Regions from separate parts of the Mus musculus genome. Here region 2 is linked to region 1. Evidence: chromatin loops called from intact Hi-C (ENCODE). Cell type or tissue: heart. All regions are shown on one strand. Links, peaks and the distances in the headings refer to the core of each region. The heading gives the core; the rest is flanking DNA.

Region 1 (2,800 bases), core at 180-2,679:
TGGAAGGATGGCGCTTGGTCTTCTGTCATTTGTTTATATTTTCAAGTCTAGGCAAAACTCAAGTAAAGTAAAAATCACGTCTATTCAGTGTGGTCAGTCATTGTTTAGTCAGGGCCTCTCTCAAGGTTTGAAACATTTTTATCATCCCAAAAGAATGTAGGTGGCTCTAACTCCTTAGTATGGAGCCTGTCTGCTGGGGGAAGGAGCCCTGAAATAAGTGACTGAGGGCCACCCAGTATCTGAGGAACGTGAACGGTACTCTCCCAAGTCAAACTTGCAGCTCCACTCCCAGGGCTCAGGAGTGGGCTGCCCTCTTCTGGAAGACTTGGCAGTCTTTGCTCCCTGGTCCTATTTTGATTCTTACCCATATTATGGCACATTTCTCTTCACAACCGTCAACAAAGGAGAAGCAGCAAGAAATGTTTGCATATCATAATTCAAGATGCTCGGCAAACGTGGAATTTTCCCAGTCCATGCATACGTTACCCAGAGCTTATGGCCACAGAAACTCATGTCCTTGACCTTTAGAGTTACATCCTGCAGGGGTCTAGCTGCCTGCCCCGTGTGCTTTGGTTTGGGCTTCCTTGAATAAATGACGTGGCTGTGGGGTGTCAGGTACAGTTTGTCTTTGACTACATACATCTTCAAAGATGCTATCAGCCCCGGGCAGGGGGATGCAGAGCACCACACAAGTTGATTAGTGCAGCCACAGTGTGGCTATGCAGGTCCTTCCCTCTAGCTGCCTGTTGTTAGGAAATGACAGTAACGGGCTTTATCTCTGGGCTCCATCCACAAGTACAGTTCTGTAAGAAATGGTGTGTGACAGCAGTTACAGAATTGTTTTGGAAGGAAAATTGGTAATATCAATGGTATGTAAAGGAAGAGATTTGTTGAAACTAGATTGTGGACAAGCAGATACCCCAGCTTGCTTCTCAAGAGTTTATGGAATTCTCCATGGCCAAAGTATTGATTTTTCCACATGTGTTCCCAGCCTGTCTTATGTGAGAAACAAGTTACCATTTGGTCAGAGCTAATTGCCAACGGGTCCACACTGTTTGTCTAGCTGTTCCTGCCCCAGAGAGCCTACTTTACACTAGACAATACTAGGGATTTATTTGAGCTATAGAGCAGATTAAATGTGGGAAAAGCAGGGGAGAAACTCCACCTGGCCTGTGCTCAGGTACATGGCCTGGCTGAGACTACATGTAATGTTCTAGCGTGGGACTAATACTGTCATGCGTGAAGCCAGGATGACTCTAATGCCTTTCCTCTACAGGGGGCTTTTCATTCTTTATAAGGACGGCGATGTTGACAGTCCTGTGGTCCGTGAGAGGATCTGGCAAAATAGTGATTTCAATTTTGACAATGTCCTTTCGGCTATGATGGCGCTGTTCACAGTCTCAACTTTTGAGGGCTGGCCCGCGTGAGTATAGAGAATGTTCTATTTCCCACAAGGTCCGTATCTGCTCCTTAGCAACTCCATGCTGTCTTCCTTCCTTGAGCAGGTGCGACTTTTGCTCTTCACAGCTAGTGAGCTAGCCTGTGACTAACGCTGGGCAAATTGTCATCATTTCTTGCCCATCATGGCTCCTCCATCTGAACAGGCAGGTGTTAAACATCTGCGTCTTTCTTCTGGGAAGTACCTGGGCAGCATCTCTGGGTGTGGTTAAAGAGGTCCTAAGAGACATTTGTTGTATAAACTTCTGTTGGTAGCTGCCCTTCTGATGCTCTTAAAGAGGATTTGACAGCATCCAAACTGCCATTCACTCTTCCACTCATCTTGATACAGAATGAGTATTCATGTGTGTGCCAGCCATGGGCAGTTGCCACTTTTCTTTCATGGAGGTGCTTATACATTCATTCATAAATTACGCCTTTGTTGTAAACCCCATGCAATATGCTGTGCTAGACAATGTGGAAGATCTCGAATGTTTGAGGCACTGTGCTTGCTCTGAGCCCTGAGCCCAGAGCTAGTAGAAATGTTTCATAGACATACTTAGTACAGAAGAGAATCTGGATGCGTGGCTGGGATCTGGCTGAGTGTGGATCCCAGAACATAAAAAAGAAAGAAAAGAAAGGGCAAGAAGGAACCTCGGATATCCTTCTACCTTTCTTCACATGCCCCATGCCCAGAGGAGCTTGAGGAGGGGAGTGCCCAGGCTGGTTCTTGCTGGCTGCCAGGGTTCAGTTAGCCACTGAGGCAGCTGACAGGATGTGAACCAGCCTGGGGCTCAGAGCTACAGGGCCAGAGCCTAGCCCTGGACTCTGCTGCTGAGCATTGGTGACCTTGTGACCTTGGCACTCAGATGCCTTTCTGACCCTCGATAAAAAGGGAGTGGTGGTGATATCTGCCCTGCTAGAGAGAAGTAAAGATGAAAGGAGAGATGTGAATGCCTTTTTACCATGGGCTGGGGTCCTGGGCTGCATTCGAGTGGGCTAGTCTAAGTTGGGGTGTTTTATGGTGGTGTCCTTCTCCAGAGTTCTGCCGTATGTTGGAACTTTCTGTTTGGGTGCAGGGTATCTGTCAGTTCACACACAATTTTCAGTTCCTTCAGTATGTCAATGTGATTCACTTTATCTCTTATCTCTTCGTGGGAGGTTGCATTGCTGACTGTTTGTGAAATTCTTTTGATTTCTCAGTTCTCCAGATATTCTTTGAATGATTCTATCTGGGTAACCTCTCATCAACATACCAGCTGTCTGCGCCTGAGGCCTAAGGCCTCAGTGACCCAGCTGTGTTCAGAGGCCTTCATGTCCCTCCCCCAATACACACAGTGACTGTGCAGATGAATTCTGGGAG
Region 2 (2,800 bases), core at 278-2,777, 53 kb after region 1:
CATTGGCTGGAGCTGGGGTGGGGGAGTGGAAGTGAAACAGCTGGGAACCTAGGGACTTTTCGTGGGTCCCCTGACTTCAGAGTGGAGGACTCTAGGTCTGCCTTGCTCTGTTATTCACATTACACCTGTGTCTATGTCTCGAGGTCTCTAGGCACAGTGGTTTGGCCCTAGCACTGGGCAAGGTACTGAGACCACAAGTACACACACACACACACACAGAGGCACAGGCACAGGGCACTTTGGCCAGGGCCTGAGTAGTCTTATGGCCCCGGGGCAGGGATGCGTAGGAAGATGGAGGCACTCTGAGGGAGGACACAGGCTGTTGCAGAGGCATGGCTGAAGGATCTAGCTGCCACCTCCTCAAGCTCTCAGATCTCTTTCCCAACTGCAGGTCTGAGTCAGGAGATGAGCAATTTCCAACCATTTGCCGTGAAGATCCTGAGATACACGGCTACTTCCGAGACCCCCGCTGCTTGGGGGAACAGGAGTATTTCAGTAGCGAGGAGTGCTGTGAGGACGACAGCTCTCCCACCTGGAGCAGGTGAGGGGCTCAGCCTGGGCAGAGCTCAGAAGACCAGCCGTCCTCTACTCTGCTCCTGTTGAGGGCTCAGAGAGCCACACACACTCAGGATTCCTCTGACACATCAGGGCAGGAGTTCAAGTTTGCCTTATTTCACCCTGGGCCCCGGGGGCCCTCAGAAAGGCTCTGGCCCTGGGAACTGGACTTCCACGGTTTCAGACCCTGCCATCTCAGATGTTAGATTGTTTTAGGGGGTGGGTATTTCGAGGCAGGGCCTCTCTACATAGCACTGGATATCCTGGAACTCTGTAGACCATGCTGGCCTAGAACTCACAGAGATCTGTGTGCCTTCATCTCAAGTGCTGGGGTTAAAGGTGTGCTCCACTACACCTGGCCTGAGAGATGAGTTCTTATTAACTGACATAGGAACACCAGCCTCAGCTATGTTTGCATAGCATGCTGGCTGGAGTCTCAGTGACTCCTGCTTCCTATGCCAATGAAAGGGCCTCCTGAAGGTATGGGGACAAGAGGTAGGAACAGCTTCCCTCAAGCAGAGGTGCCTCCCCCAACTTCTGTCCTGCAGAAAGAATGCTGCTGGCTAAAATAGGCATTGTACAGGGCTGGAGATATGGTTCAAGGATGAAGAGTGTTTGCCGTACTTCCAGAGGACCTGGGTTCTGTTTGTAGCCCCCCACATGGCCCGTGGTGCTAACAACTATCACTTAACTCCAGTTCCAGGGAGATCTGATGCCCTCTTCTGGTCTCAATGGGCATTGCATGCACAGAGCACACATATATGCTCACAAAACACTCATATATATAATATATAAATAAATAAATCTTTTTTAAACATAAGACACATTGCAGCCAGTACTGGAGGACAAAATTACCTACCCCAATCCTTCCTGACCCGTGACTCACTTTTTTCATCAGGCTGGGGCCACCAGGTTGAAATGGTGCTATGGCTCCTTGCCTGGCTCCTGAGACACAGCCTCACCTTTACCTGTGCTCTGACAGGCCCTTTTCCACCACCTCCCACCAGCGCCCAACTTCCACATTCACTGATTTGGAGCCACATGGACCTATGTACACCCCACCTCTGGGGCTTGTCATCCCAGGTCTCCCTCTCAGGTGTCCTAGCCACCCCTGCTGGTCTCAGTCTACTTTAACAGCAGCAGCAGGCCAGCCTTCGCATCTCTCCTGTTTGGAACTGAATCATGCCCTTCAAACAAGAACCCAACCGTGGAACTCACCACTCTCTCCCACTTTTTACATTGTACTGAGCCTGCACACTGATGGCATGCTCTAAGCTCCGTGTCCTGCCGGGTACTTGGAGAGGGCAGCTCCTTGGGACAGAGGCCTCCAGGAGACGAGTAAAGGGTAGCCAGTTGACAAGCTTTGTGTGATCACCATTCGCTTCGGGCCTGAGGGTGTCCCAGGCATGAAAATGACTGCCATGTGTCTTATTCCAAGCCTCCAGCTCCAATCTCCGGAGATGGTCCTTGTTTTCTACCCGGAAGTTTCCACCACTCATAAGACAGGGCTTGTAGGAGTTAGGTCAAGTGTTCTTGCCCAGACCCTCACAAGTGCCTTCTCATGTTTTCTCTCACTAACTGCCAGGCAAAACTACAACTACTACAACAGGTACCCAGGCAGCTCCATGGACTTTGAGAGGCCCCGAGGCTACCACCACCCCCAAGGCTTCTTAGAAGATGATGACTCTCCCACTGGCTATGATTCACGGAGATCTCCGAGGAGACGTCTTCTACCTCCTACCCCACCATGTGAGGCCAGCTTTCTTGTTTAGGGTGGAGCCTCCCAGAGGGCACCATGCCTGTCCCCATCCTAACCCTGGATTAATAATTGATGTGTGTTACCAGGGAAGTGCTGGTAACTCCTAAGACCAGCCAGTACCTGGATAGACAGTGCTTTCCTGGCCCAAAGCAAAATGGGGGCTCTCCTTTCTCCTGTACCTGTAGGGTCATCCCCAAGGCTCTGCCAACCCCTAGAAGGGCATTTGAACTTTGCCAAGTATGGGTGTTTGATGATGGTAAAGAATATCCATTTTTTGTGTTTCGGAGGAAAGAAGCTAAATTGAGGATTCTGTTTAATAACCAAGAACAGTCGAAACACAGGAGCTCCCGAGCCTGACTGAGCACACAGGAAAGAACATGGGTGGCCATACCCCACCCCAGCTGCCACGGCCTGCTGGGAGTCTAGTCAAATCCATTTGAGTGCTTAATATTTAATTAGCCCCAAACACATGCTGCTAAATGAAGC

Evidence for each region. A loop is a pair of places that touch in the nucleus more often than their neighbours do. Peaks named below come from ENCODE experiments on the same cell type or tissue, not always from the same donor. Only the 100,000 strongest peaks of a DNase experiment are listed, where the experiment ranks them.
Region 2: it touches region 1 in a loop (5-fold over the local background); 3 of 42 quality-filtered maps call a loop at or near these places.

Annotation. Positions count from the first base shown.
Region 1 is chr14:30,099,320-30,102,119 of GRCm38, reverse strand. Cacna1d (calcium channel, voltage-dependent, L type, alpha 1D subunit) reads left to right here. Exons shown (of 47, transcript NM_001083616.2): 26 at 1,277-1,423. Among named protein-coding and RNA genes, the nearest start is that of Gm52106, 28 kb to the right of the region's middle. In heart, for the core only: no CTCF peak of the experiment used is centred there; no DNase peak of the experiment used is centred there; H3K27ac peaks cover 294 bases.
Region 2 is chr14:30,046,712-30,049,511 of GRCm38, reverse strand. Cacna1d (calcium channel, voltage-dependent, L type, alpha 1D subunit) reads left to right here. Exons shown (of 47, transcript NM_001083616.2): 43 at 392-541; 44 at 2,141-2,304. Among named protein-coding and RNA genes, the nearest start is that of Gm52108, 13 kb to the right of the region's middle. In heart, for the core only: a CTCF peak has its summit at 1,287 (motif pointing left); no DNase peak of the experiment used is centred there.